3 separate regions of the Homo sapiens genome follow, and all the other regions are linked to region 3. A link is an interaction called in ENCODE POLR2A ChIA-PET data of the cell type or tissue named here. Cell type or tissue: HepG2. All regions are shown on one strand. Each heading gives the region's core, and the rest is flanking DNA. Links, peaks and the distances in the headings are about the cores only.

What was found. Peaks named below come from ENCODE experiments on the same cell type or tissue, not always from the same donor. Only the 100,000 strongest peaks of a DNase experiment are listed, where the experiment ranks them.
Region 1: POLR2A ChIA-PET joins it to region 3 with 5 read pairs; 2 of 35 experiments call an interaction of 5 or more read pairs at or near these places.
Region 2: POLR2A ChIA-PET joins it to region 3 with 8 read pairs; 4 of 35 experiments call an interaction of 5 or more read pairs at or near these places.

What each region holds. Positions count from the first base shown.
Region 1 is chr6:63,495,890-63,506,732 of GRCh38, forward strand. It overlaps a transcript of LGSN not described here. Among named protein-coding and RNA genes, the nearest start is that of PTP4A1, 71 kb to the right of the region's middle. RefSeq lists an enhancer at 8,789-8,928. In HepG2, for the core only: no CTCF peak of the experiment used is centred there; a DNase peak (open chromatin) is centred at 4,952.
Region 2 is chr6:63,582,538-63,592,342 of GRCh38, forward strand. It overlaps PTP4A1 (protein tyrosine phosphatase 4A1), which reads left to right. Exons shown (of 6, transcript NM_003463.5): 6 at 1-1,051. It overlaps LOC128125822, which reads left to right. Exons shown (of 2, transcript NM_001415059.2): 2 at 1-1,051. Among named protein-coding and RNA genes, the nearest start is that of PTP4A1, 15 kb to the left of the region's middle. RefSeq lists an enhancer at 7,407-7,701. In HepG2, for the core only: no CTCF peak of the experiment used is centred there; no DNase peak of the experiment used is centred there.
Region 3 is chr6:63,385,538-63,396,380 of GRCh38, forward strand. It overlaps a transcript of LGSN not described here and the pseudogene LOC100133007. Among named protein-coding and RNA genes, the nearest start is that of LGSN, 71 kb to the left of the region's middle. RefSeq lists an enhancer at 4,027-4,116. In HepG2, for the core only: a CTCF peak has its summit at 8,819 (motif pointing left); a DNase peak (open chromatin) is centred at 6,184.

The sequences.
Region 1 (10,843 bases), core at 2,237-7,236, 110 kb after region 3:
ACATGTAATGTCTTAGACTCCTCTTGTATTAATTAATTAATTTTTTTAAAAAAAAAAGACAGAGTCTCACTCTATCACTCAGGCTGGAGTGCAGTGGTGTGATCTTGGCTTACCGCAACCTCTGCCTCCCGGGTTCAAGCAATTCTCCTGCCTCAGCCTCCCTAGTAGCTGAGATGACAGGTGACTGCCACCACACCTGGCTAATTTTGTATTTTTAGTAAAGATGGGATTTCACATGTTGGCCAGGCTGGTCTCGAACTCCTTACCTCAGGTGATCTGCCCGCCTTGGCCTCGCAAAGTGCTGGGATTACAGGCGTGAGCCACAGTGTCCAGCCCTCTTGTGTTAATTTATAAGGCTATTTAACTCATATTGTTCTGTAGCATTTTCCATGTATATTAGTCCCTTCCTCAGCTAGATTTTGACCTTACTGATGGCAGACTATATTTTCTATTTTAAGAGTTTGCCATAGCCACTAGGACAATGACACACACATAATAAGTGCTTTATAAATATTTGTGGAGTGCATGAATGACGGAATTATAGGCAATTAAGACAAGGTTGCATATAGCTGTGTGGCATCGCTATACACAAGGGAGTGGCAATAACTTAAGTGAGATAGCAAAGGCCTGGATAAGATAAAAAAGAAATAGATTCAGGAAGTGGGTTATAAAATAGGCAACAGTTATAAAGTGTTTATTATTTGAAGTAACTTTAGAGGTATTTGCTCCTTTTTTTTTTTTTTTGAGACAGTGCAGTGGTGCAATTATAGATTACTATAACCTTGAACTTCTGAGCTCAGCCATCCTCCCATCTCAGCCTCCCAAAGTGCTGAGATTACAAGCATGAGTCACCATGCCCAGCCTACTCTTTACAACAACAATCCTATGAGGTAGGTACTACTATCATCCCTACTTTATAGATGAAATGCAAATAGATAAATAATTTAACATCACCCAGCCAGGAAGTGGTTGTGTCAAAAGCTCATGCAGTTTTGTTCTGCCCTTGCCTGTATAGGATCCAAAGATAGTCTGAGCAACCACATGGATGTTAAGAGTACAAGACAACAAAGATTTGAAGGTTACAACAAAAATCCTTGATTGAAATATGTTTTTATTTTTATTTTTTAGTGATAGGGTCTCACTCCATTGTCCTCACTATTTAATCTCAAACTCCTGGGCTCAAGCAATCCTCCTGCCTCAGCCTCCCAAGTAGCTAGGACTACAGGCACACATCTCCACACCTGGCTAATTTTTTTAAAACATTTTTTGTCGAGATGGGGTATTGTTATGTTGCACAGAATGGTCTCAAACTCCTGGCCTCAAGCGAGGCCTCAGCCTCCCAAAGTGGTGGGATTACAGGCATGATTAAAATATTAGGGCTGAGTGCAGTAGCTCACTCCTGTAATCCCTGCACTTTGGGAGGCCAAGGCGGGCGGATCACCTGAGGCCAGGAGTTCGAGACCAGCCTGACCAACATGGTGAAAGCCCGTCTCTACTAACAATACAAAAATTAGCCAGGCTGGGTGGCAGGCACCTGTAATCCCCGCTATTCAGGAGGCTGAGTGAGGCAGGAGAATCACTTGAACCCGCGAGGTGGAGGTTGCAGTGAGCCGAGATCATGCCACTGCACTCCAGCCTGGGTGGCAGAGCGAGACTCCGTCTCACATAAAATAAAAGAAAATAATATTAGAAAGTTATAACATTGCCCAACACTAAGAGAAAGTTGGCATAGGAAAGGCATAGAGGGAAAATAAGCAGTTGCGCTATTTTTTCCACATTCAGCTTGAGTGGCCACAGGAGTCATTTTAGGAAAGGAGGACTACAGAAAACTGACCTGGGGAGAGTTGAATGACAACAACAAATCATTTTATAGCCCTTTATATTTTATGGGAATTATGATTAGTGAGATAGTTGACATAAATTCTATGTTCAATGGCTGACCTAGCATAGTTAATTCTCTTCCCACATATGAAGTTATCTGAGAAATTATTTCCTTGTTCTTCACAGTTCTATAGATTTGTCATGTTTCTTTTTTTTTTTTTTCTTGAGACAGAGTTTTGCTCTTGCTGCCAAGGCTGGAGTGCAATGACACAACCTCAGCTCACTGCAATCTCTGCCTCCCGGGTTCAAGCGATTCTCTTGCCTCAGCCTCCCGAGTAGCTGGGATTACAGGCATGCACCACTACACCCGGCTAATTTTGTATTTTTAGTAGAGACAGGGTTTCTCTATGCTGGCCAGGCTGGTCTCGAACTCCTGACCTCAGGTGATCCACCCGTCTTGGCCTCCCAAATTGCTGGGATTACAGACGTGAGCCACCGCATCCCACCTTGTCATGTTTCTTATTTGAAGAGGAAAACACAGACTGAAAGTTTTAATGATTTGCCAAAAGTATCTCACCTGATCAGATGTTCAAACAGGTCGAAGCCTGATTTTCTGGCTCCTTCTTGTGAGGCAGATTTCAGTTTTAAAAAAACCTGGTCAGAGCAACCTTGCCTGCCCCAACCCATTATTCCCTATCTCATCTCTATTGTCATTTGTAACAGAGCACTCATGCCAGGAGCTTATCTCTACCTTCCATTTTCTATTGGCTCCCATTGGAACATAAGCTTTATGAAAGCAGAATCTGGGATCAGTCTTGTTCTCCGATCTTCACCTACACAATGTCTGGCAAGTAGTAGGCAGTCAAGGTTTGCTGTAGTCATGACAGAAACCCAAAACCCAAAACTTGTCATGTTATCAAAGGTAGTGGACACAATGCTTGAACAAGGACAGGACAGTGAAGCAATGTTTTCATGTGGTTTCTCCCTGTTACATTGTTCTGTCGGTGAGACAAGTGCTCATTTACAGGAGTTCATGTGGGTAGGGAATGAAAGAGAACAGGAATTAATTGAGGAACTTTATGGGAAACTCTTCCCAACAATGAAAAGTGGTATTGGGTTGATTAACGCAGGGAAGACTATAGGGTAACCAAAGAGATGTAGAAAGCAAACCCGATGGTGGAAGTATACCAAAAGGCCATTTGGTACTTACCTGAGCTTACATGGAATTTATTAATGTATTATTAGCACCCACCTAAAGCACGTACTTTTTAAAACTCTACATTAAATTATCATATTGATGGTTTCCCAAATCCTACATTCTTTAGGAATTTAGAAAAATGTATAAAAGTCAAGTGAATCTGCTTTGTGTATACATTGTTTATGTGATGATTTTTACCAATTCCAAAGTAAATCAGTTCTGGTTTGCTTGCTTGGTTAGTGACCTGTTTAAGCCTTGTATAACATCTATAATATACAGAATTTTTCATTAAACACTCAAACCTAATCATTTTTACATTAATGTGTGGACATACATGGCCTCCCATTGGAAGAGAACCTTGGAAATTTTGATAAAAGCTGAACAGAGTGCAAGAAAAAGTATAGTACAGTCACTGGTTTCTGTGCCAGCTCTGCTAGTTCTACTAGTGAGCAGCTGTGTTACCTCAAATAAGCAACACTGTGCTCAACTCTGTAAAATGGGAAGAGTAATCCCTAATTCATAGATTGTTATATATTAGATTCCTGAAAAGTTGTCCGGTTGCTATGGGTGGGGCTTTAAGAGTTTTTCAATCCCTTTTATTTCCTCATAGTAGGTTCTTTGGATAATAGAGAAGAAAATCTCGCTTTTTGTAGCATTTGAATAAGAGATAGTTCTTTCCTGCTTCAGGTGCATAAAAATCTTCATAACTGCAGCAGCAATTTCCAGTTCAGCGCAATCTCCAAATATGGGTTTTTCTCTGTACATCACCTATGGAACACCTGATAATGTGTTTTATGTCGTTAAAAGCCTTCTGCTGTAGGATACCTTTAGGCTCTATGCAGCCTGAACAATCCAACCCCTCTTGAGCTCAAGAGGTGAACAGAGTAGAGTGCAAGGTTGTATTTGGAATTAGCAGCAAGGTGGGATTTGGTTAGGTCTATATGTCCAATTTACATTAAGTCTAGGAGTAGAAACCAAATATCAGAGACTCATGCAACCATATGTCAAATTCCCCAGCTTTCTGAGCTCCTTATTTAACAATCCAGGTAATGACAACTCAAGTTTCCATAATTCCATACATTTCTGAGGGTGCTTCAAGTTCTTAGACATCTCTCTGTCTGAAAGAGGCATATTCCTCAAGCTCACACTGCTGTTATCATCCCCTCAGGTAGCCATCCTGCTCCAATCCCCTCAGCTCACTTTAATAAGCTTCTCCTGGCCAGTATTGTCTGCCCAAATTTTTCTCATAAGTGTTAACAGAGGCCCCTCCCTTAACTCACAAAGCAGAGCTAAAGCCAAGCTACAGCATTTAACAGAACTTACTGAAAACTTGAGGTTATGAAGGAGAAGTATAATGGAAAAAAAAAAGATTATAATCTCATAGAGTAGCCATCACTGCTCCAAAGAAGGCAATGGTCAAGAGCACTGGCTTAAGAAGTGGACAGCTGGGGTGAGAATCCTTGCTTCTCTGCTTCATGTCTGAGTGACCTCTGACAGGTTTATTTTTATTTTTAATTAATTTTTTTTTTTGAGACGGAGTTTCACTCTTGTTGCCCAGGCTGGAGTGCAATGGTGTGATCTCAGCTCACTGCAACCTCTGCTTCCTGGGTTCAAGTGATTCTCCTGCCTCAGCCTCCCAGGTAGCTGGGATTGCAGGCATGCACCACCACGCCTGGCTAATTTTGTATTTTTAGTAGGGATAGGGTTGCTCCATGTTGGTCAGGCTGGTTTCAAACTCCCGACCTCAGGTGATCCACCCGCCTCGGCCTCCCAAAATGCTGGGATTACAGGCGTGAGCCATCACACCTGGCAATTAGTTATTTTTTTTTTCTTTTTTGAGACAGAGTCTCACTCTGTCACCCAGGCTGGAGTGCAGTGATGCAATCTCCACTCACTGCAACCTCTGCTTCCTGGGCTCAAGTGATTCTCCTGCCTTAGCCTATTGAGTAACTGGGATTAGAGGCACGTGCCACCAGGCCTGGCTAATTTTTATATTTTTAGTAGAGAAGGGATTTTGCCATGTTGGCCAGGCTGGTCTCAAACTCCTGACCCCAAGTGATCTGGCCCGGCTCAGCCTCCCAAAGTGTTGGGATTACAGGCGTGAGCCACTGTGCCTGACTGACAGGTTATTTCAAATCTGTGAGGGCTTTGCTTTTTTAAAAAAGGAAAAAATGAGAGGAAGACTGGGCCTGGTGGCTCATGCCTATAGTCCCAGCACTTTGGGAGGCTGAGGCGGGTGGATCACCTGAGATCAGGAGTTCGAGACTACCCTGGCCAAAATGGTGAAACCCCGTCTCTATTAAAAATACAAAAAATTAGCCAGGCGTAGTGTAGTCCCAGCTACTGGGGATGTTGAGGCAGGGGAATTGCTTGAACCCAGGAGGCGGAGGTTGCAGTGAGCCGAGATTGTACCATTGCACTCTAGCCTGGGCGACAAGAACAAAACTTCGTCTCAAAAAAAAAAAAAAAATTAGAGGAGAAGCCATTGTCACTACCCCTTGCCTTTTCTTGTCTTCATTATAGAAGTGATGCATAGAGCTATGGCATCTATTTTGAGACTATAAAGCAACAAATAAATATGCTATGTATGGCTGAATATAAAAATAAAAACAAACTGCATCCTTGATGAACTTACGGAGTCATTAGACAACAGCCCTGAAACCAGCTGCTGTCTAATGTGAAAAAAAAAAAGCGCTTGTTGTTTAAGTAATTGTTGGATTTTTTCCATTATTTGCAGCTAAAAGCACTCCTAACAAATATAACAAAGTAGTGACATGACCATATTTTTCAAGAAAATGCTTCTTAAGGGAGATCCTGCTGTTCTTGGATCTTTTAAGAAGATCCTAGGGCTATATGTAGAATTAGATCACTAACAGAACATTACTGTAAATGTTCTTTCTTTTATAGAGATGGGGTCTCATTCTGTTGCCCAGGCTAGAGTGCAGTGGCACGATCACAGGTAACTGCATCCTCAAACTCCCAGTTTAAGCAATCCTCCCACCTCAGCCTCCCAAGTCACTGGGACTATAGGCACACACCACCACATCCAGCTATTTTCTTTTCAGTTTTGTATAGAAGACAGGGTCTTGCTGTGTTGCCCAGGCTGGTCTTGAACTCCTGGGCTCAAGTGATTTTCCCACTTTGGCCTCCCAAAATGTTGGGATTACAGGCATGAGTCCCTGTGCCTGGCCCAGTGTAAGTTTTCTATGATGAGTACAGTTTGGGTTGCAAATTCATAATCACACAGACATCAGATTCAGAGGGAGCCTTAACCACCTCAAGATAAGAGGAAATACTTTGGAAATACTTCAGAACCTTTTCTCCTTAGATTGAGTTAACTATCTATTAGAGAAGTGTTGTCTCTTCTGAGAAAAAGCAGAGGGTGAAGTCTAGGATAATCACCACATCATAATCCATTCAGTCTTTTCCTTATGCCAACTGCTTACCTGCTAGGGCAATAATTCTCAAAGTGCTTCTGTAATAAAGGTTAAGATACCTGATATACTATGACTCATTCTATTTTACATAATTTCTGTGAGAATGAACAGGGAAAAAATGGTAGGGAAAAAAATGAGCCTTCATTTTCACCACCAAAAAAGTGCATTAAAAAGAAAGTTAATATAATATATTAAGTCTGTTGATAGAGGGTTATACCTGATGATCGTTCAGGATAATGATACAGATGGAATGTGACAAGCAATTAGGTCTTCACTTTTTCTTTAATATGATTTATCAAGATACTCTTCCCACATAAAAGTCATCAATGTTGCTGAACCTTCTAAAAGAGAAAAACGAGTAAATCCTGAAATTTGGATCCTATTAAATCTCATCTGACTAAGCTCTCTGTACAATTCTCACTTCTGGGAGGATTCAAGTCAAATCAAGTTTCGTAGCTTTGAAATTTCATCCCTCTGCATGCAATACTACAGACTTAGCCAGAAAAGTTGTGAGATCTGAATAATAAGGAGCAAGTAGTAATTAGAAAATAATTCCAGCTAGAAGACGATCTATGCTCTATGCTCATCAGTAAGAATCTATGAATTAATTAATCAATCGATGTCAGATATTTTTTTAAATACCTATCACCTAATTTATATTTTTTGCCATAAGAAAATTCTCAAAAATATATTTTCTAATTTTTTTGTTCAATGTTATCTTCTTTTTTCCAGTTTCCACTTTTCTTCTCTATAAAATTATTGTATTCATCATGAGTAAATTTTTTTCTGCAGGCTTTAAAAAAATGTTTAAATAATCAACTATGACATTACTTCTAGCTATGGTCTCATACTGTTTACCTTGTAGCTATAAAGTCCATTTTTCTTTAAACTGCCTAATTTGTAAGATATAACTTATGAATGAGTCAGAGTTCTATAGATACAGACAACAGAAAGAGGCTCTAGTTCATTTATGGAAAGGAAACTTACTGAAATATATCAGACTTCATCGCCTGGAAGTAAGGCTAGAGAACCAGACTTTGAAATGTGCTGATCCAAGGTATTCGCAGTGGTCCAGGATCTGGAGATCACAAGAATGGCTTCACGTTGACAAAATCCAGGACTCGCCCCGGAATAGATTAATCCTCTCTTTAATCCTCTACCCAAGATTTAAATTCCAGAGAGTAGGTGTCTGATTGGCCTGGTTTCAACCATATATTCAGACTTGGGCTAAGAAAGTATAGGTCTGCTGAGTAAAAGTCCACCAGGCTGAATCCAAAATGGTAACAAGGCCAGGCACAGCGGCTCATGCCTGTAATCCCAGCACTCTGGGAGGGCGAGGCTGGTGGATTGCTTGAGCCCAGGAGTTTGAGACCAGCCTGGGCAACATGGTGAAACCCCGCCTCTACTAAAAATACAAAAAATTAGCCGGGGACAGTGGCACCTGCCTCTAGTCTCAGCTACTCAGGAGGCTGAGGTGGGAGAATCACCAGAGCCTGAGGGGTCAAGGCTGCAGTGAGCCAAGATCACCCCACTGCACTCCAGCCTGGACAACCAGAGTGAGACCCTGTCTCAAAAAAACCAAAACAACAACAACAATGACAAATATATAAAAATTTATATGCAAATAGTAACAACAATAATAATAAAATTATAATTCCCTCTAAAAGAAATGTGATGTTATTAGGAAAGAGAAATGAATGCTGAACAGTCACACATTAAAGATGCTCAATACACCATCCTTAACCATTTTTTTTATAAATACCTCACCTATTTTCAACCCATATTTAATAAAATAAAAATCTTTTTTTTTGAAACAGAGTTTTGTTCTTGTCACTCAGGCTGGAGTGCAGTGGCGATCTCGGCTCACTGAAGCCTCTTCCTCCCTGGTTCAAGCGATTCTTTTTTTTTTTTTTTGAGACAGAGTCTCGCTCTGTTGCCCAGGCTGGAGTGCAGTGGTGCAATCTCGGCTCACTGCAAGCTCCGCCTCCCACGTTCACACCATTCTCCTGCCTCAGCCTCCCGAGTAACTGAGACTACAGGTGCCCACCACCACGCCCAGCTAATTTTTTGTATTTTAGTAGAGACAGGATTTCACAGTGTTAGCCAGGCTGGTCTCGAACTCCTGACCTAGTGATCCACCAGCCTTGGCCTCCCAAAGTGCTGGGATTACAGGCGTGAGCCACTGCACCCAGCCTCAAGTGATTCTTGTGCCTCAGCCTCCCGAGTAGCTGGGATTACAGGCGTGCACCACCATGCCCGTCTAATTTTTTGAATTTTTAATAGAGACAGGGTTTTGCCACGTTGCTGAGGCTGATCTCAAATTCCTGTCCTCATGTGATCCACCCACCTCGGTGTCCCAAAGTGCTGGGATTACAGGTGTGAGCCACCACACTCAGCTGAAAATCATTTTTTATGACCATTCTGAAAACCCAAGAAGCTCCTTATCAATGCTTGATAATTGCAGTCACTGAAATACAGAAAGGACTAAGTGGATTTTATTCAAGCTGAGAGTTCAGAGTAGTGAAAAGCTCTTAGTGGTTCTTTAAGAATTTTCTCCCCATTTCTGAGTGGCAATACCATCAGCTGGCCTGATGAGAAAGTGGTTTGTCACACATTCTTTTGAGTCATAGTGAAAGGCATGATGGTGTCACCTAAAATTAGTAGATTAGCTATGCTTCATTTCTCATCTACACCAGGAACTGGTAAGGTTATCACCATGACCATGGCATTCCTTTTCTTCTTTATTGTCCTATATTGGCTAGAAAGCCCACCTCATCCTACATTTTGACCTTCCCTCTGCTTCCTCATTCCTGTTAGTAACTTGCTTTTTTTTTTTTTAACGTTATTGATATCTCCTCATCCACCCCCATTTTCTATCAAGCATTATAAAGTGAAGCCAAGGAATTATATGCTTTTCCTCATCTCTTTAGTTAAGAAATTCTAAAGTAAAGCCGGGCGTAGTGTCTCACATCTGTAATCCCAGCACTTTGGGAGGCTGAGGTGGGTGGATCACCTTGAGGTCAGGAGTTCAAGGCCAGCCTGGTCAACATAGTGAAACCCCGTCTCTACTAAAAATACAAAAATTAGCCAGGTGTGGCGGCACATACCTGTAGTCCCAGCTACTCGGGAGGATGAGGCAGGAAAATTTCTTGAACCCAGGAGGTGGAGGTTGCAGTGAGCCAAGAGCAGGACAGAGCAAGAATCTGTCAAAAAAAAAAAAAAAGAAAGAAAGAAAGAAAGAAAGAAAGAAAGAAAGAAAGAAAGAAAGAAAGAAAGAAAGAAAGAAAGAAATTCTGGCATTCTTTTTTGTTTTGTTTTGTTTTGTTTTGTTTTGTTTTTTGTTTCGCTCTGTCGCCCAGGCCAAAGTGCAATGGCACAGTCTCGGCTCACTGCAACCTCTTCCTTCCGAGTTCAAGCAATTCTTCTGCCTCAACCTCCCAAGTAGCTGGGACTATAGGTGTGCACCACCACGCCCGGCTAATTTTTGTATTTTTAGTCAAGACAGGGTTTCACCATAGTGGCCAGTCTGGTCTCAAACTCCTGACCGTCCACCTCATCCTCCCAAAGTGCTGGGATTACAGGCATGAGCCACTGCGCCCAGCCGTCATATTTTATTTGTAATGGGACACAGGGTATCTTCGAAGTCCTTAAAAAGAGATGTGCCAAATGTTAAACTGAGGGAGGCAGTTTTCAGTTGTTTAACTTTAGACTCATCAGGAGTAGAGTGGAAGAAATACTTTGAAAGTTATTTACATTCTTTGCTTAGGTTTTTGACATAGTGAATGGTATCTAGAAAAAGTCAAATTCAATCTTTTGGGTAGTTTTAAATAAAATAAAAATTTTGATTACATATTGATTTTTCTCATGGAAAGGAGATAAGTTCTTCTTGTTGTTGTTGGTGGTGGTGGTGTTGTTGTTGTTGTTGTTGTTGTTGTTTGAGACAAGTCTCGCACTGTCACCCAGGCTGGAGTGCAATGGTGGGATCTCGGATCTCTGCAACCTCCACCTCCCAGGTTCAAGTGATTCTCCTGCCTCAGCCTCCCAAGTAGCTGGGATTACAGGTGCCCACCACCACGCCCGGCTAATTTTTTGTGTTTTTAGCAGAGACGAGGTTTCACTGTGTTGGCCAGGCTGGTCTCGAACTCCTGACCTCGTGATCCACCCTCCTTGGCCTCCCAAAGTGCTGGGATTACAGGCATGAGCCACTGTGCCCAGCTCTTCTTGTTTTGTTGATGACACAATTTCCTTATTCATTCTGTTCACAAACAGGTTTCTATCTCTGATTGCTAACCCAGTTATTTTATAAATGGTTAACCTAGTAGAAGGATTTTAAGAGAACGGGCATACATGAAAGTTATCAAAAATAATTTGAACAAGCTTCTCTTCA
Region 2 (9,805 bases), core at 1-5,000, 190 kb after region 3:
TAATAAGAGTTCAAAGAGTTATGAGTTGAAGTCTTGAATGCAGGAAACTATCTGATAGTGTTCTAAAATTTGGTTACTTGGGTTTGGATACCCTTAGTGGGATGATGTAAATAGAGGCTAGCTACCTAGGCTTGTCTATAGCAACCATAATGTTGATGTAAGTAATGCGGTTACTGAATCATAAGAAAATGCCATCTCTTTTTAGTTGAAGGAAAACTCTGGAAGTAGGTGCCATTGGTCATTCTGCAGTGCACTGCAACCATTGTTTCCCCTAGTGCCCTCTTTTCCCTAGGGCATTGCTCTCCTATTCCCACGCCTTAACACAGCTCTATACCTAGAAGCAGCCAGCCCAGGCATGCAGTCACATTTAATCACATCCCCCTTCTAGAGTGCTTCAAAATGATGTAGTCCCTCAACTTGGCTAAAGAATCTCAATCTCTTGAAATTTATTTTTTTAATGTCATATTCATCTGGTAAATATCTACTGTTTGCCAGGCATTTAAGAATATGGCAAAGAACATAAAAGATGGTGTCACCAGATTTTGGTCACCAATGAGTACCCGACCCGTTGCCATGATTAAGAGAGAATGCTTTCTATTGGAGTTTCAGGAAATATAATTTGAGAATACTTTAAAGGGAAGTGGAAGTATAAGTGAATGATATTTTTCTTTTACATGTAAACAATGAAGTTATTTCAAAGTTAAGTTTTAAACAAAATACATGAAGTAGTGTCTGCCATACATGTTAATATTCTACATTCTTGCTTCCTTAAATTAATATGTTTGTGTGTATATATGTGCCTCACACCTGAATTGAAAATTAAAGACTGGTTTAAAAGTGGTTTAAAAGTGACATTTAATGTTTCTCCATTACGTTTGGGGTAACCAGCCTAAGTGGAATCTTGGAAGGAAAGTAAGGGAAAAACTTGTATTTGCCTTCAATGAATTAAACCAGTGATATGTGTTAACGTATGAATGAAAGGATTGATGGTGATTTTATAATTATATATATTGCCGCAGTAACCAGTTAATAAATTGATAGCTACCATTTATTAATGATTTTATTTTCAGGTAGTTTTTATAATTTGATTCCCTTCCAACAGTCTTGTCCCAATTTTACAGTAAGGGATTTGAGCCTCCAGATAGGGGACTAGCTAATAAGTGGTAGAAGTCAGGGATTCAGACCTGTGTTTGAGCTGGTCCACTACACCACACAGTTATGTAAATAAATATGCATGACTTTTTTTGTTTTTTGTTTTGAGATGGAGTTTTGCTGTTGCCCAAGCTGCAGTGCAATGGCCTGATCTTGGCTCACCGCAACCTCCACCTCCTGGGTTTAAGTGATTCTCCTGCCTCAGCCTCCCAAGTAGCTGGGATTACAGGCATGCGCTACCACACTTGGCCAATTTTGTATTTTTAATACAGGAATTTTGTATTTTTAGGAGAAACCTAGCTGTGACAGAAGGCAAAAAGGGATTTAGAGTGTCTCACGGTGATTAAAAGCTTGACTAAGAAATCATACATGTCACTTAACTCAGAAATGCATTTCTATCACATGCTGAAAGGCCAGAACTACACAGAATTAATCACCTCCACCTCAGGGTTTAAAAGAGTACATCCACAGCAGCGTTTTACATAACTGAAATGCCCAACATAAAGGGGTTAAAGTTTCCAGGCAGCCAAAATAGATGTCATGAAATTCAGGCACTAAAGTTGAGAAGCACATGGGTAGCAATTAAGATACACTTGTAAGCCTGATAACGAGACATTTGGAATCATAAAAACTAAATATAAAAAGTACAGCCACTTGGGACAAGTCAATGCTATGACTAATAGCTTTAAGCTTATACACCTCAATTGACCATAAGGAAATCGGTATTTCCTACACAGCACAAAACGATTAGCTGCTTACAAGGATTGACAATAGTCATCAAGAATATAAACCATTAAGTTTGGTTTTGTGTATGTGTGTGTGTGTGTGTTTAGATTAGTACTGCATTTACTTTTTTTCTTTTTTGAGACAGGATCTCACTTGTCACCCAGGCTGGAGTGCAGTGGTACAATCTTGGCTCACTGCAGCTTCAACCACCTGGGTTCAAGCGATACTCCTACCTCAGCCTCCTGAGTAGCTGGGGACTACAGGTGTGCACCGCCACACCTGGCTAGCTTTTGTATTTGTAGTAGAAAAGGGGTTACGCCATGTTGCCCAGGCTGGTCTCAAATTCCTGAGCTCAAGTGATCTGCCTGCCTTGGCCTCCCAAAGCGCTACAATTACAGGAGTGAGCCACTGCGCTCGGCCAAGTTTGGTTTTGTGGGGTTTTTGTTTGTTTGTTTGTTTGTTTTTAATAGAGATGGGGTTTCAATGTGTTAGCCAGGGTGGTCTCATTTCCTGACCTCGTGATCCACCCGCCTTGGCCTCCCAAAGTGCTGGGATTACAGGCGTGAGCCACCGTGCCCGGCCAGTTTTGTGGTTTTTAAGCCAAGAAATTTTATAATCAAATATTTTCAAGGGATATTCTTAGATATATTAGAGAAATGGTCTCATGAATAAGTTTGGCAAACACTGGGCTAACTTAGACATTATTTACTGCAATATTAGAGCCTTTAATATGCTGGTGTGAATTTTTAATCTTTCCAAGAGAACAATATTGTATTTATCCATTGTATCAATCAGTGTCCCGGAAGAAGACAGATTGTTCACTCACAGTGGATAATTAAACATTTAATAGAGAAACAAGAAAAAAAGAATTTCAGGCCAATATACCTGACGAACATTGATGTAAAAATCCTCAGTAAAATACTGGCAAACTGAATCCAGCAGCACATCAAAAAGCTTATCCTCAAAAAAAAAAAAGTTTATCCTCCACGATCTAGTTGGCTTTATCCCTGGGACACAAGGCTGGTTTAACATATGCAAATCAATAAATGTATTATAATGCATCACATAAAGAGAACTAAAGACAAAAACCACATGATTATCTCAATAGATGCAGAAAAGGCCTTTGATAAAATTCAATATCCCATCATATTAAAAACTCTCAATAAACTAGGTATTAATGGAACAGACCTCAAAATAGTAAGAGCCATTTATGCCTACTCCTAGCCAATATCATACCGAATGGGCAAAAACCAGAACCATTCCCTTTGAAAACCGGCACAAGACAAGGATGGCCTCTCTCACCACTCCTATTCAACATAGCATTGGAAGTTCTGGCCAGGGCAATGAGGCAAGAGAAAGAAATAAAGGGTAATCAAATAGGAAGAGAGCAAATCAAACTGTCTCTCTTTGCAGATGACATGATCCTATATCTAGAAAACCCCATCATCTCAGCCCAAAAGTTTCTTAAGCTGACAAGCAACTTCAGCAAAGTCTCAGGATACAAAGTCAATGTGCAAAAAGCACAAGCATTCCCATACAGTAACAATAGACAAGCTGAGAGCCAAATCATGAGTGATCTCCCATTCACAACTGCTACAAAGAGAATAAAATAACTAGGAAAACAACTAACAAGGGATGTGAAGGACTTCTTCAAGGAGAACTACAAACCACTGCTCAAAGAAATCAGAGGACACAAGCAAATGGGAAAACATTCCATCCTCGTGGATAGGAAGAATCAATATCGTGAAAATGGCCATACTGCCCCAAGTAATTTATAGATTCAATGCTATTCTCATTAAACTGCCACTGATATTCTTCATAGAAATAGAAAAAACTACTTTAAAATTCATATGGAACCAAAAACAAGAGCTTCTAAAGCCAAGACAACCCTAAGCAAAATGAAGAAAGCTGGAGGCATCACACTACCTGACTTCAAACTATACTACAAGGCTACCAAAACAGCATGGTACTGGTACAAAAACAGACACACAGACTAATGGAACAGAATAGACATCTCAGAAATAAGACCGCACATCTACAACCCTCTGATCTTTGACAAACCTGGCAAAAGTAGTGGGGAAAGGATTCCCTATTTAATAAATGGCATTGGGAAAACTGGCTAGCCATATGCAGAAAATTGAAACTAGACCCCTTCCTTACACCTTTTTCAAAACTTAAGTCAAGGTGGATTAAAAACTTAAGTGTAAAACCCAAAACTATAAGAACCCCAGAAGAAAATATAGGCAATACTATTCAGGACATAGGCACAGGCAAATATTTCATAATGAAAATGTCAAAAGCGATTGTAACAAAAGCAAACATTGACAAATGGAATCTAATTAAAGAGTTTCTTCACAGCAAAAGAAACTATCATCAGAGTGAACAAAGAACCTACAGAATGGGAGGAAATTTTTGCAGTCTATCCATCTGACAAAGGTCTAATATCCAGAATCTACAAGGAACTTAAACACATTTACAAGAAAAAACACAACCCCATCAAAAAGTGGGCAAGGGACATGAATGGACACTCTCAAAAGATGACATTTATGCAGCTGACAAACATGAAAAAGTGCTCATCATCACTTGTCATTAGAGAAATGCAAATCAAAACCACAAAGAGATACCATCTCACACCAGTCAGAATGACAATTATTAAAAAGTCAAGAAACAACAGCTGCTGGCAAAGCTGTGGAGAAATAGGAACACTTTTACACTGTTGGTGGGAATGTAAATTAGTTCATTGTGGAAGACAGTGTGGCAATTCCTCAAAGACCTAGAACCAGAAATACCATTTGACCCAGCAATCTCATTACTGGGTGTATACCCAAAGGAACAGAAATCATTCTATTACAAAGATATATGCATGCATATGTTCATTGCAGCACTATTCACAATGGCAAAGACATGGTACCAACCCAAATGCCCATCAACGATAGACTGGATAAAGAAAATGTGGTACATATACACCATGGGATACTATGCAGCCATAAAAAGGAATAAGCTCATGTCCTTTGTAGGGACATGGATGAAGCTGGAAGCCATTATTCTCAGCAAACTAACACAAGAACAGAAAACCAAACACTGCATCTTCTCATAAGTGGGTGGGAACTAAACAATGAGAGCACGTGGACACAGGGAGGGGAACAGCACACCCTGGGGCCTGTTGGGGGATGGGGGGAAGGAGTGTATCAGGATAAATAGCTAATGCATGCTGGGCTTAATATCTAGGTGATGAGTTAATAGGCAGCAAACCACCATGGCACGTTTACCTATGTAACAAACCTGCACATTCGGCACATGTATCCCAGAACTTTATAAAAAGGAAAAAAGCATTTATTTATTTATTTATTTATTTATTTATTTATTTATTTATTGAGATGGAGTCTCGCTCTGTCATCAGGCTGGAGTGCAGTGGCACTATCTCAGCTCACTGCAACCTCTGCCTCCTGGGTTTAAGTGATTCTCCTGCCTCAGCCTCCCGGGTCGCTGGGATTACAGGCATGTGCCACCACACCCAGCAAATTTTGTTTTTTAGTAGAGACGGGGTTTCACCATTTTGGTCAGGCTTGCTCAAACTCCTGACCTCAGGTGATCCACCCGCCTCGGCCTCCCAAAATGCTGGGATTATAGGTGTGAGCCACCGCGCCCGGCAACTAAGAAGCATTTAATAAAGGGAAGCCAACAGGAATGTTGTGATACAGTTGCCACCTCCCAGCCTAAAGAGGCAAGAGAGGGGGACCAGTTACTGGGACTGAAGAGAAGAGCTAAATGGATAGGACTTCCTCAAAGAAGCTGTGACCTTAGTTGGAAGATACAGCCAACTAACAGCAATCCAGGTGGAGACCGATAAAAGACCGAGAAATATTCAGCCTCATTTCCGCATCCCCTTTGATGTCCTACTAGTCTCTCTTTTCCCCTCTCTCCCCAGGCAGAGGGCAAATGAACCTGTCATCTATACAGATCAGCCTTTTGGGGACAGAGCAGAACAGAGAATAGCGTGTGGGAAACAGAAAACATCCTGTACCACTGCAGATGCCTTTTTTTTCAGATGACTGCTTGGGATTAGTGTTCTACAGAACACACTGGGAAAAGTTGACATTATTCATTTTTTAAAGATATCCAAACTGACACATACATATACACACATGTTCTGTTTTTTTAGAGGTGGCAATACACACAATTTTTGGAAGTGATAATATAATGGAGGTATCTACAGTAATATGAAATAGCTCATTCATTCAATTTCAATTTAATTATTTTATTTTATTTTATTTTATTTTATTTTATTTTATTTTATTTTATATTTTTTTGAGATGGAGTCTCGCTCTGTCACCTAGGCCGAAGTGCAGTGGTTGTGATCATGGCTCACTGCAACCTCTGCCTCCTGGGTTCAAGCAACTCTCCTGCCTCAGCCTCCTGAGTAGCTGGGACTACAGGCATATGCCACCACGCCAACTAATTTTTATGTTTTTTTTTTTTTAGTAGAAATGAGGTTTCCCCATGTTGGCCATGCTGGTCTTGAACTCCTGATCTCAGGTGATCCTCCCGCGTTGGCCTCCCAAACTGCTGGGATTACTTTTAAAGAGTTTCTGCACAGCAAAAGAAACTATCATCAGAGTGAACAAACAACCTACAGAATGGGAGGAAATTTTTGCAGTCTATCCGTCTGACAAAGGTCTAATATCCAGAATCTACAAGGAACTTAAACACATTTACAAGAAAAAACACAACCCCTTCAAAAGGTGGGCAAGGTACATGAACAGACACTCTCAAAAGATGACATTTGGCCAGCAGCGGTGGCTCATGCCTGTAATCCCAGCACTTTGGGAGGCCGAGGCCGGTGGATCACGAGGTCAGGAGATGGAGACCATCCTGGCTAACACCGTGAAACCTCCGTCTCTACTAAAAATACAAAAAATTAGCCAGGCGTGGTGGTGGGCGCCCTAGTCCCAGCTACTCAGGAGGCTGAGGCAGGAGAATGCCGTGAACATGGGAGGCGGAGGTTGCAGTGAGCCAAGATCACACCACTGCACTCCAGCCTGGGAGACAGAGCAAGACTCCGTCTCAAAAAAAAAGAGATGACATTTACGCAGCCACCGTGCCTGGCCATTACTTTCCAATCATGAAAAAAAAAATAAAGATTTTATAGTGAAATGATAAAAAGAATTGCCCTTGGGAACTTCTTTAGTTACAGGCATGAGCCGCTGCACCCGGCTGTCAAGTGTTGATTTTTGGGGGAGTGACAATATAATGTCCATTTCACTTCTGACTTGCAGAATATAGTCACAAACTTGGTCATTTTTTGCAAAAATATTTCAGGACTTTAATTTTTCCAAAGGCCAGCCTTAGCCAGTTATTATTTAGATAATTTTGTCTTGAAGCATCTAATACAGCATCCATATAAATTTTCATTTGTTTCCATTTTTAATTGACTTAACTCTGCTAGATCCTTATCTGACAATAACTTTTGTTATTATTTGAGCAGTTCTCAAACATCACTTTCATTGACTTTGTCAGTCTAAACAACAGAGAGAGGCTCTCTAAAAGAAAAGGTACTTATTTGGGAATAGGGCATTGCAGTGAGATTATTCATGCCAGAGTAAACTATGTGCATATTCAGGGAGGTAAAGGAACACAAAGGTTTTTAAGAAAAGAATGAGGATGACATAATTGTTTTCAAATAATTATCTTTGGCTGCAAAGATCAATAACAAGGGTGACGTCAGTCCAGGATTGGATAGTCAGTTGCTGGGCAGATGTCCTTGCAAAAGAATTTGTTGTGTAAGGTTGCAATGGCCTTTGTGCAAGGTTGGTTTTTGTAGTCTTTGTGATAGTCTTTGTTATCAAGCATAAAAGCATGAGAACCCTCTCTTCATGGCCTTTCCTGGCTCTAGAGTTTTGTTGCTGTTTTTGTTGTTCTGACGTTAATGATTGCATTTTGATTCTGACAACTTTCACAACTTCATAAAATTCAGCAACTTAAATTCCAGTTTCACTTGTTTACATTGTGTTATTGGCTACATTCATTGGCAAGAAGACCAATAAATAGGTTTGGATATACTGGACACTACTAGTGCTAAAATAAAGACCATTTTACAAGTGGACGTGCACTAGAACTTCATTAACATAGGAACTCAAAACAATGAATATACAGCTAAAAGCCCCTAGATTGAAGGAATAAGCAACAGAGTTCAACTAGATCAAATGGGACTTGGGTAGGTGTGATTCATTATAATTCTTTTATTCAGTTACCTGTTTATTAGAGACCTGCCCACACTAGAGGCCAAAAAATAGTGTTGATAAGATGATGCCACAGAACTTCACCAGTAACTTCCATTTCTTGTCAATGAAGAATCCAGCCTGAGAGAACTAACTCAACAGCAGGTTTCTTTAATTATCATAATAATGCAAAATCTGTAACATGATAAAATCTGCAACCAGGCTTGCCCCCAGTTTCAGCACACTGTATCTAAATATCTGTTTCCTTTGCAAGGAAACTGTTTCAGAAAAATCTCTACTGAGGTATTTCCCCTAACTTGAATGCAATCATAAGAAAAACAGACAGTTGGCCGGGTGCAGTGGCTCATGCCTGTAACCCCAGCACTTTGGGAGGCTGAGACAGGTGGATCACCTGAGGTCAGAAGTTCGAGACCAGCCTGGCCAACATGGTGAAACCCTGTCTCTACTAAGAATACACAAATTGGCCGGGTGTGGTAGTGCATGCCTGTAGTCCCAGCTACTCAGGAGGCTGAGGCAGGAGAATCACTTGAACCTGGGAGGCGGAGGCTGCAGTGAGCCAAGATCATGCCACTGTACTCCAGCCTGGGTGAGACAGAGCAAGACTCCATCTCAAAAAAAAAAAAAAAAAAAAAAAAAATCAGAGAGTTACCGGGCACGATGGCTCACGCCTGTAATCCCAGCACTTTGGGAAGCTGAGGCAGGCAGATCACGAGGTCAGGAGATCGAGGCCATCCTGGCTAACATGGTAAAACTCCGCCTCTACTAAAAATACAAAAAATAATAATAATAATAACCAGGCGTGGTGGCACGTGCCTGTAGTCCTAGCTACTCCGGAGGCTGAGGCAGGAAAATTGCTTGAACCCGGCAGGCAGAGGTTTCAGTGAGCTGAGATCATGCCACTGCACTTCAGAGCGAGACTCCATCTCAAAAAAAAAAAAAGAAAAAAAAAGAAAAGAAAAAATCGGGCAGAATGCTAAAAAAACAGCTCTGTAAATGTTTGTTCTTTTCTGTTTTACTAGTTAGTATTTTACATCTATGACTTAATTTTTATCATGTATGCTAGGATCTTAAATTTTCAGTCTTGAGGGAGCTATTCAGTTTTTCAATTTGCTAGAATCCAGAAATCATGCATTAATTCCATAGACACTCATTGCATGAATATTACATCCTATGTATCAGGCAACGAAGACAAAGTGGTGAGGACAAACCCAGTCATTGCCTTCGTGGAATTTAGACTAGCAGGTCGAAATTTAAACATGAACTACTGGCTATAGTATAATAAAAACAAGTAATCTAAACCAAAACAACTTCTCCTTAGAGGTTCTGGATTGCAAAAGAAACATTAAAATGCCCCTGCTGCAAAAGTATATTCAAATAATTTTCATGGGTAGCTAGCTATCAGCTGGATGCTATTAAGATACAGATTTAAAGAAAGCGAATATTGGCCAGGCATAGTGGCTCATGCCTGTAATCCCACCACTTTGGGAGGCCGAGGAGGGTGGATCAGCTGAGGGTCAGGAGTTTGAGAACAGCCTGGCCAATATGGTGAAACCCTGTCTCTACTAAAAATACAAAAATTAGCTGGGCATGGTGGCAGGCACCTGTAATTCCAGCTACTTGGGAGGCTGAGGCAGGAGAATCACTTGAACCCAACAGGCAGAGGTTGCAGTGAGCCAAGGCCTCACCAT
Region 3 (10,843 bases), core at 3,960-8,959:
CTCTAGACTTTACTCCTTTATTACTCATCAGTTCTTAGTCTTCTTCCATTTCCAACTCTATACTCTTGGCTCTTAAGTTTTGCCTCCAACCCGTCACAGAGTTTTTAACTTATGTCTAACTTATCCATAGTTTTCTAAGCATTAGACTCTCAATTGTCCCCTATAAACTTGCTTAGTTTCTCTTAGGTGGGAATTACAATCTTGGATCTATCCACTTAAATGAAGTCCAAAGTCAGTTCCAAAATGTAGGCAAATTCAGAAAGATAAGCTAATAACCTATCTTTTAGTTGACATGGTCAACCCAATACATATATCTGTGTTATGCTCTGTTTATAAGTAATGGCAAATTCCTGAAGGACCGATACCCAATATCACATAGGCAAAAAGTCTGAGACCTCAGACCCAATTTCCTGACACCAACTACTTTACTAATTCCATTATTCATTATTCTACCCAATTAATAAATTTGATGTTAATATATTGGGACCAGATAGTATTCACTTAACAGTTTTAAAAAATTATAAGGTGAAAATGTAGAAATACATACAATTTCTCATTAACTTTATAAATTGCCAGAGATTTAAGGATTTATAAAATATTAAAAGGATTTTGTAATTGTAGAGTCTTACCTCCCTACTTGGAAGTTTGATAGAGACTTTATAAGCAAGAGAGGGACCCCTTTGTGAATATAGATAGGATGAATACATAGAGCTTAATCTATAATCCAAAATTCAGTGGGATAAGACATGCCACCAGGTAAACATTTTACTTTCTGTAGCTCAGCTACAAATACATTGACCTTGATCCAGCCATTGAGAATATCATTGACTTTCAGAGTTTTGGGGCTTTTTAATTTTTATTTTACTATTATTATTATTATTATTGCTTACTTGTTTGTTTGTTTCTGGCTAATTCTCCTTATCTGATTCTCTGATCCTATTTTGGTAACCTGTCTTTCATATTTCCAATCTCATTTCCTGATTTTTGCATCACTTTTCGTCAGGTATTGATTTCTGTATTCCTAGTCATAACCAGTTAACCTAAATGTCATTCTTGAAAATGCTTTGTATCTAATAATTCATTTTAATGGTCTTGGAACTATACAATACCTTGACTATACACTCAACATTGAAGTTCAACAAAAGAACCCATGTTCCTTTCCCTGACTCAATAAATATTTAGAGAGGGTAATCTACTGGGAAAAGAGTAATATGGTTTCTGTAAGGGGATATTATAGTCGTCTAGTAGCATTCTTTGAAGAGGTAAATTAATAAATAAGGGGCGGGCATGGTGACTCATGCCTGTAATCTCAATACTTTGGGAGGCCAAGGCTGGTATGGATCACCTGAGGACAGGAGCTCAAGACCAGCCTGACCAATATGGTGAAACCTCGTCTCTATTAAAAATACAAAAATCAGCCAGACATGGTGGCGTGCACCTGTAATCCCAGCAACTCAGGAGGCTGAGGCAGGAGAATTGCTTGAGCCCAGGAGGTGGAGGTTGCAGTGAGCTGAGATCACACCACCGTGCTCCAGCCTGGGCAACAGAGCAAGACTCCGTCTCAAAAAAAAATAAAAGAAAAATAGATAAATAAGGAAAACGAGCAAAGGTAAAGTGCAAAGACTTTAAATTCAGACCTTCGAACCAAAGATTATCTTAAAGGTGAATCACTCACTATTGGATTATACAATTAGCAGCCCTCTGTATCCATGTGTTCCTCTTCCATGAATTCAACCAACCATAGATCAAAAATATTCAGGAAAAGAAAAATGCATCGGTACTGAATACATAACGATGCATTTTTTCTTGTAATATTCCTAAAACGACAGAGTATAACAACTATTTACATAATTTACATATTATATATCTTTGTTGTATTAGGTATTATAATGATTTAAGAGATTATATAAAGTATATAGAAGCATATGCATAGGTTACATGCAAATACTTTATCAGATACTTGAGCCACTGCAGATTTTGATGTGCTCCAGAGGTCCTGGAACTAACCCCCCACAGATACTGAGGGACAACTGTATTCACAGAAAATATTTTATCATGGATTAAAAATATATATTAGTACAAAAAGTTAGAGCCTGAATTTTAGAGGAATCCATGCAATGGGAGAGATGTCACAGAGATCAGTACTGAGATTAACTTTGATCAATAATTTTTTTTTTTTTGAGCCAGGGTCCCACTGCAGTGGCATGATCATAGCTCATGATCATTGCAGCCTCAGTCTCCCAGGCTCAAGCCATCCTCCGACCTCAGCGTCCTGAGTAGCTAGATCTACAGGCATACCACCACATCTCGCCTGGCTATTTATTTATTGATTGATTTATTGATTTTGAGTCAGAGTCTTGCTCTGTCACCCAGGCTGGAGTGCAGTGGCACAATCTTGGCTCACTGCAACCTCCGCCTCCCAGGCTCAAGTGATTCTCCTTCCTCAGCCTCCCGAATAGCTGGGATAACAGGTGCCCACCATCATGCCCAGCTAATTTTTTTGTTTTTTTTTTTTTTTAGTAGAGATGCGGTTTCACCATGTTAGGCAGGCTGGTCTCGAACTCCTGACCTCAGGTGACCTACCTGCTTTGGCCTCCCAATGTGCTAGGATTCATGCCTGTAGCCACCATGCCCAGCAATAATTTTTGAAACAGAAGATGACTATGGAGTATCATTTCGTAATTTAAAAATGACTTACCAGTGGTGAATTATGAAGATAAGGAAAAAGTTTAGGAAATTTCACAAGGTAGGCAGTTGGACAGAAATTTAAGATACCAGCTTCTTGATGAGAAAAGTGAGGTCCTATTATGGGCTAAATTGTGTTTCCTGAAGATTCACATGCTGAAGTTCTAATCCTCAGTACTTCAGAGTGTGACCATATTTAGAGATAGCATCTTTAAGGAGGTAACTAAGTTAAAATGAGGCCAGTTAGGGTGAGCCCTAATCTGATATGACTGATGTCCCTGTAAGAAGAGGAAATCTGAACACAGGTGCACAGAGGGAAAATGATGTGAAGCCAGGGAGAAGACGGCCATTGACAAGCCAAGGAGAGAGGCCTCAGAAGAAACCAACCCTGCCAACACCTTCATCTTGGACTTCTAGGCTCCAGAACTGTGAAGAAATAAATTTCTATTGTTTGAGCCACCCAGTCTGTGGTATTTTGTTACAGCAGCCCTGGAAAAATAATAGAGGTCCTAAAGCTAGAAATAACGTAAATAATGGCCAAGGGATAACTGGCTTCGAGGGCCATTTGGAAAAACAAGACAGAGAACTTGTTGTCAGTCTAATGTGGTTCTAATAGACAAAAAGGCCATCAGAGTATTGATAAGCAGGCAGTGAGTTGAAAGCAGAATAGAAGACATTCTTATACTTGGCACAAACCATGTACAGTCACTCAAAAATCATCTTAGGATGCATATATTTAAGCAGAATGCACAGAAAGTAGTAACTCCTAGTCTACAAGGATGAAATACAAATAGGATGAGGAAGACAAAAAGGGAAGGGAAAAGAAGAAAAGAGCTAACCCTTATAAGTATTCATTCATTTAATCCTTATGGCCACCCCTACGTGTAAGTAAACTGAACATTATTGTCTCCACTTTGGAAAGGAGGAAACTGAATCACAGAAAGAGTAAGTAAATTGCTCAGAGTCACACAGAAAGTGAAAAAGCTATGATAAATAATAGATCTATTAATATAAGAACAAATCAAAAAATGTGAAACCTATTTTCTACTCTCATATTTTCTTACTAACAATAGAAAAGAAGCTTACCTTACATTTTCAGATAGAGAGGAAAGGATATTGAGCCTGATTCATTTTGTATCTTCTTGTGTTTCTATGTGTTCATTCTTAAACAAGTAATAGAAACTACACTCAGTCTAGAACATGTCAGTCTTATTTTGGCAAAACAATCCCACCGTCTTCTTCTGCATCTACCCTTGACCCCATTGCAAAATCTAGCACAATCTGATAACAGAAGAAGAGAACAAAAGAGAAAAATTTGAAGGAACTGTGTTTAACCTTAAGGAAAGCATGGCTTCTGTTTTGAACAATGGTCCTGTGTAGTTTCACTTAAATCTTATCTGTATACAAAACTCTTGGTTGCCACTCTGTGCTGTGAAACTGCTACATGGTTGCATTTCAATATTAAGTATGTAAGCCAGTGAGTAAACCAAACCATGATAGTTCATGAATCTACTAATGGAGACGATCATATCAGTACTATTATTCCAATACAGAAATTCAAAGGTAGTGCATACAGAAATAGAGATCATAAAATGCAGTCATTTTAAATTATTTTTTACACTAAAAATAATTTAGTCATTGTGCTCCAGACATTAAGTGCATTAATGTACATGCTTCAAAGTTTATCTCCTTTTTCTCTTCCTCCCCCATCCCCCACAAAAAAAAATGGTGAGAGAAAATTTTCTAGGTCTAATCTAAGCCTAAAGAAAACACACCTTTTGTGAATGCTAAGTAGGGAGATGTAGAAAATGAAGAGAAAAGACTCTAATGGTCTCAGAAACTGTATAAAGAATAATTCTACAGCTGAAGTATTTGGACACTTTCTTTCTTTCTTTCTTTTTTTTTTTTTTTTTTTTTTTTTTTTTGAGGCAGAGTCTCGCTCTGTCACCCAGGCTGGAGTGCAGTGGCGCAATCTTGTCTCACTGCAACCTCCTTCTTCCAGGGTCAAGCGATTCTTGTGCCTCAGCCTCCCAAGTAGCTGGGATTAAAGACATGCACCACCACTACTGGCTAATTTTTGTATCGTTAGTAGAGATGGGTTTTCACCATGTTGGCCAGGCTGGTCTCAAACTCCTAACCTCAGGTGATCCACCTGCCTTGGCCTCCCAAAGTGCTGGGATTACAGGTTTGAGCCATTGTGCCAGCCGGATTCCACAAATTTTGATCAACTATTATTTTCTTAGAATGCATGACCTATTGCCAAATTCACCACTTCATTGTCAGATTTTTTTTTATCAACAGGGAGGAGATTGTTACACAGGAATTGAATTTGTTTTATTGAAAATTGGAATCGGCCAGGCGCGGTGGCTCACGCCTGTAATCCCAGCACTTTGGGAGGCCGAGGCGGGCGGATCACGAGGTCAGGAGATCGAGACCATCCTGGCTAACACGGTGAAACCCCGTCTCTACTAAAAATACAAAAAAAAAGTAGCCGGGCGAGGTGGCGGGTGCCTGTAGTCCCAGCTACTCGGGAGGCTGAGGCAGGAGAATGGCGTGAACCCCGGGGGACGGAGCCTGCAGTGAGCCGAGATCACGCCACTGCACTCCAGCCTGGGCGACAGAGCAAGACTCCATCTCAAAAAAAAAAAAAAAAAAGAAAAGAAAATTGGAATTGAATTAGTTCAGATAATATCCTTAACTTTCTTATCTCTCTCCATTCACTTTCAATTATTTGAATTATAACAAGTTCCATTGGAAAGGATGCATACTTTTACCTTCTCTTTGGATAAAAGGTAATCTGAAATAAATTGATTGCTTCTGTTAAATAGACAAATAGAATTACTAAGTATTATCAGATCTCAAATAGCTCTAATAGAATATGTACACAGGTAAGACTCATTTAGCATTATTTAAAATCTCGTTTTTAAAAAATATGATAATGGAGACAAATTTGCTATTAAATAATTTATTTGCAATGTATAAATGTCCTTAGCAGTCAATCCTATTTGGGTTTGAGAAAAACATGACATTTTCAAGTTATCTTAGTTGGTGTAGGTCTAAAGATATGGAAGGGAAGTAAGAACCAAGAGGTTGTGTCTTAGCAACTACTCAGCCAGCAGCTGGAACTGTAGCTCATTCAGAATACACAATGTAGAGGACTGATAGCAGCTCTTACACTCAACAGCAACATCTGCAAAGATCCATGCATCTGTAAACTTCTGTTGCTTTTTCTGACAAGGATTCCCAACTTGTAAGTGGGTTGATTTCAGTCTCTGCTTGTACCTCTGTATCCTCCAACACTGTTCTCTCCACTTGCCTTCTCTCCACCTCAAGGTCTGTGTTAGCTTTTACTGTCTTGTGATTTCTGAAGCCTCAATGTGTCTCTAGTTCCTGCTCACTTAAGTTTCCCTCCAAATTCCCAAGGGAGATCTGCTTTACGGTTAGTCAACATCCAATATTGACCATTCTTGCTGGGCAGAGTTCAGTTACACTTCATGGGCTGATAGCGAGGCTTTTAGCTATCTCTGTCTCAAAGGTTAATCCTTGAACTAAGTCATTGCTGGTCCAGAAAAGCAGAAGTCACATGATGTAAAGCATAAGGGCCCTAGGAGCAGAGAAACACTCAGCTGTCTTTCATAGAAGAGGTCTTTGGACATGGAAGGACAATGAGCATGGGTTGACGCACAGAGCAACTTGGTCTCCTCTCCAGTATAAGTCTTCTTTTAAGGAATCAATGATATGAAAGTTTATTTTTAAAAATTACAAAACAACAACACTGGTTTCATCCTCCACCCCAAAATTCCAAGTAATTATAGTCATGTACTGTATAAAAACATTCTGGTCAACAATGGACCACATATAAAACAGTGGTCCCATAAGATTATAAAAGAGGAGGGGCATGGACCAGAAATCTGAGAGAGGTCAAAGACGCCCAGGCCAGGTGCCTCTCAGGTACTCATGTACTGATATGAAGTAGGAGGGGCGCAGTGCTAGAAGCCCCTTCCTCAGTGCTGCCAACCAGACACCCAGCCCATGGCAAACCCTGGCCTAGGGCTGCTCCTGGCCCTGGGCCTGCCTCTGCTGCAGGCCTGCTTAGGCCCAGCCTTGAGACAAACCTCCACAGCAGGGGCCCCTTCTGTAAATGAGAGCAGCACTATCATGCCCACCAGCTCCAGCTCCAAAGGGACCCTGTCTCAGGGGGCATCACTGCTATCATGTGGACTAATCCATCCTGGCCACCCTACTCCTGGCTGTGGGACTGGAACTACTGGTGCAGAAGCTTCAGGAGAAGCATAGATGGAGGCGGAAACCTACCTACCCAGCAGCCAGGAACAGGTGGGTGCCCATGCGCCACAGACCCTCAACTTCAAATTGCCTCCGGAGGAGTAGCAGCTCATCTGAACGCTGGTGTTAGAGGCCTTTGAACCAGAGTGACTCCATCTTGAATAGGGGCTGGGTAAAATTGATAAAGGAATTAAGAAGAAATTACTTAGGCAGATAATGAGGATATGGAAGTCCTCGGTAAGGTTTTCCTTTTAATGAAAAGCAACCCCAAATTATTTTTCTTTCTAATGAAGAGCAGTCTGTAAAACCGAGCTGCAGACATTGATTGGCAGTTGTGCCAATCATGTTCAAGATGGTGGCTCCATCTTCTTCTTCTTTTTTTTTTTTTTTTTTTTTTTGATATGGAGTCTTGCTCTGTCGCCCAGGCTGGAGTGCAGTGGCGCAATCTCTGCTCACTGCAAGCTCCGCCTCCCGGGTTCACGCCATTCTCCTACCTCAGCCTCCCGAGTAGCTGGGACTACAGGCGCCCACCACCACGCCCGGCTAATTTTTTTGTATTTTTAGTAGAGACGGGGTTTCACCGCATTAGCCAGGATGGTCTCGATCTCCTGACCTCGTGATACACCCACCTCGGCCTCCCAAAGTGCTAGGATTACAGGCTGAGCCACCGCGCCCAGCCAAGATGGAGTCTCACTCTGTCGCCCAGGCTGGAGTGCAATAGCTGGATCTTGGCACACTGCAACCTCTATCTCCTGGGTTCAAGCTATTCTCCTGCCTCAGCCTCTCCTCCCCAACCTGTAGGTGAGATTACAGGTGTGTGCCACAAAGCCCGGCTAATTTTTTTGTATTTTTAGTAGAGACAGGGTTTCACCATGTTGGTCAGGCTGGTCTCGAACTCCTGACCTCAAGTGATCTACCCACCTCAGCCTCCCAAAGTGCTAGGATTACAGGCGTGAGCCACCGCGCCTGGCCCATCTTCCCTTCTTCTGTACAGTAAGGAGCAGACAAGATGGCGCTGGTTAACTGGAAAGCCCATTTGCACAATAAGATTAGGGTGGGGCAACCAGTCTTACCACAAGCACTATGAAAACATCATACCTGATCGAACCAATTTGTGAGCCCTATGTAAATCAAACACTGCCTCCTCAAACCTGACTATAAAATCTGGCCCATCCACTGCTGGCAGGTCTTTCTTCTCAGAAGTCCCCTCTCTCTCAAGAGGCAGAGCTGTTTTACTTTCTTTTCTTCTGCCTATTAAACCTTCGCTCTTAAACTCCTCATGTGTGTCTGTGTCCTAAATTTTCCTGGCGCCAGACAACAAATCCCAGGTATATACCCCAGACAATGTAGCCACTTCAAAATGAAGCTGAGATCTACTGGGCTGCATTCCCACGAGGTTAGGTATTCTAAGTGACAGGATGAGATAGGAGGTCTGCAAAAGATACAGGTCACAAAGGCTTTGCTAATAAAACAGGTTGCAACTGGGCGCGGTGGCTCACACCTGTAATCCCAGCACTTTGGGAGGCCGAGGTGGGCGGATCACCTGAGGTCAGGAGTTTGAGACCAGCCTGGCCAACATGGCGAAACCTGTCTCCACTAAAAATACAAAAATTAGCTGGGCGTGGTGGGCGACTGTAATCCCAGCTACTCAGGAGGCTGAGGCAAGAGAATCACTTGAAACCAGGAGGCAGAGGTTGCAGTGAGCCGAGATCACGCCACTGCACTCCAGCCTGGGCAACAGAGCGAGACTCTGTCTCAATAATAACAATAATAATTAATAAGAAAACAGGTTGCAGTAAAGAAGCTGGTCAAAACCCACTAAACCAAGATGGAGATGAAAGTGACCTCTGGAGGTCCTCACTGCTCATGATATGCTAGTTATGATGCAATTATAATGCATTGGCATGCTAAAAGACACTCCCACTAGCATCATGATGGTTTACAAATGTCAGGAAGTTACTCTGTATGGTTTAAAAGGGGGAGGAACCCTCAGTTCCAGGGGTATTGCCCATCCCTTTCCTGGAAAACTCATGAATAATCCACCCCTTGTTTAGCAAATAATCAAGAAATAACCGTAAAAATAACCACCAGCCCTAGGGGCTGCTCTGCCTTTGGCGTAACCATTCTTTATTCCTTTACTTTCTTAATAAACTCGCTTTCACTTTACTCAATGGATTTACCTCGAATTCTTTTTTGCACGAGATCCAAGAACCCTCTCTTGGGGTCTGGATCAGGACCCCTTTCCGGTAACACTGGGGCCCAATGCAGCCACTGCCCCTGCCCAGGACTGCCGGGTGCTGGCTTGCTGTATACAGCAGCTGCCACGGCCTCTGACAGCTCAGGAAGACTTGCAGGAGGGCCTGGGGGGCGTCCGCCTGTCAGGCGGTCGTCTGTGCCTACAGCTGAGGGTTTCAGGGCTGGGGATCCACCTCCTCGCTTGTGGAACCTTCTTCCCTCTGTGTGCACTGCAGGCCTGACAACTCCCTCTCCTTTCTTTCAGTTCTCCATGCACTTGAGGCCTGGGTCCCTCAGGACTCCAAGAAGAAAGTGTGGGGCTGCCTGCCCATCTAGTTCCCCTCTCCTCAATTTGTCCCACTTCATGGCTGTGTGACCTTGGGGAAAGGTAGAGCCCTCTCTGGGCAGTCAGATCCACCCAGTTCTTAAGAATAGCATGGAAGAAGCTGTTTCAAAGACTGCTCCTGAGGACAAGGGAGGGCAGGGCTGTTAACTTTTTATATACTTATATAAAATTAATAGTGAAGTATAATAAAGTTTGCTTGTTTTGAGCTGTTGGAGGCATTAGCCAAGACGGAAGACACAAATGCAGAGGAACTGCAAGGTTGTAAGGATCCTAGGGTATTGGGGGGCTTCCTGGAACTCCCTTCTAGAATCCAGTTAAAGAGGCTGCCCTTGGAGGGTGAGAGGTGGGTAGGTTGTGTTCCCCTCCAGAGAGAGGGCCTTAGAGAAATTCACCAGGAAAAACCAGCTTCTGGCTCTTGTGGCTTTATTGAAGGACAGGAGTCTCCTCCCGACCCTTGATCCTTAACCGTCAAAGCACTTAAGATCAGCCACTCTGGGCTGGCTCCTGGCCTGGGGCTCCTGCTGGTTGCTGGTGGGTGATGGAATTCAGGCCTCCCAATTCTTCCAGTGACTGGAGGTGAGTGTGCTCTGCTAGCAGGACTTTGCGAGGCTGGGCTCTGGGATTCTCTGGAGAACTAGGGTCTGGGGAAGGATCAAGAGGCTGGACTATCTGGACAATATCAAAGTTGGACTTTGTGGGGGCTGGAATTTGGGGGCTTTCTGGAGGGCTGGGCTGGGTGGGCACTGTGGAGAGCCTGGAACTGGGGCTTTCCTGGGCTCTAGAATGTTTGGCTGCCTTGTAGGGAGGGGAAAGATAAAGGATTAGGGACTCTGTGAGAGGAGAGTGTTCGGGGTCCCCTCCGCTACTTGGGTCTGCAGGAGCTGTTGAGGACTGAAATGGAGAGATGACTTCTTGGTTAGCCTCTAGGACAGCTAGGACTTGAGATTCCTTGAGAAGCTTGTAGCATCCACAGATGAGGCATTTTGCAGAGACGGCAGGTCTGCAGGCAGGGACAGGGGCTGAAGCTCTGGCAGTTTCTCATTGTCTGGTTGCTATCTTGCTCTTCCTGGTATGTTGGGCTGGGTAGGGTGGAGAGACGGGCAAGTTGCTGGCCTTTAGATGGCAAAGGGGTTGGCAAGTTGGATGGACCATTAGGGTAAAACTTGGGGAAGAGGCAGGGTTTCCACCAGGATGAATCAGCTGTCTAGGTCCCCTCTGTGACAGCAGTTTAAATTCTGGCCTGGTCTCAGGCTGCCTGCACTCTTGGCTCCAACACTCAGACTGTCCAGAATC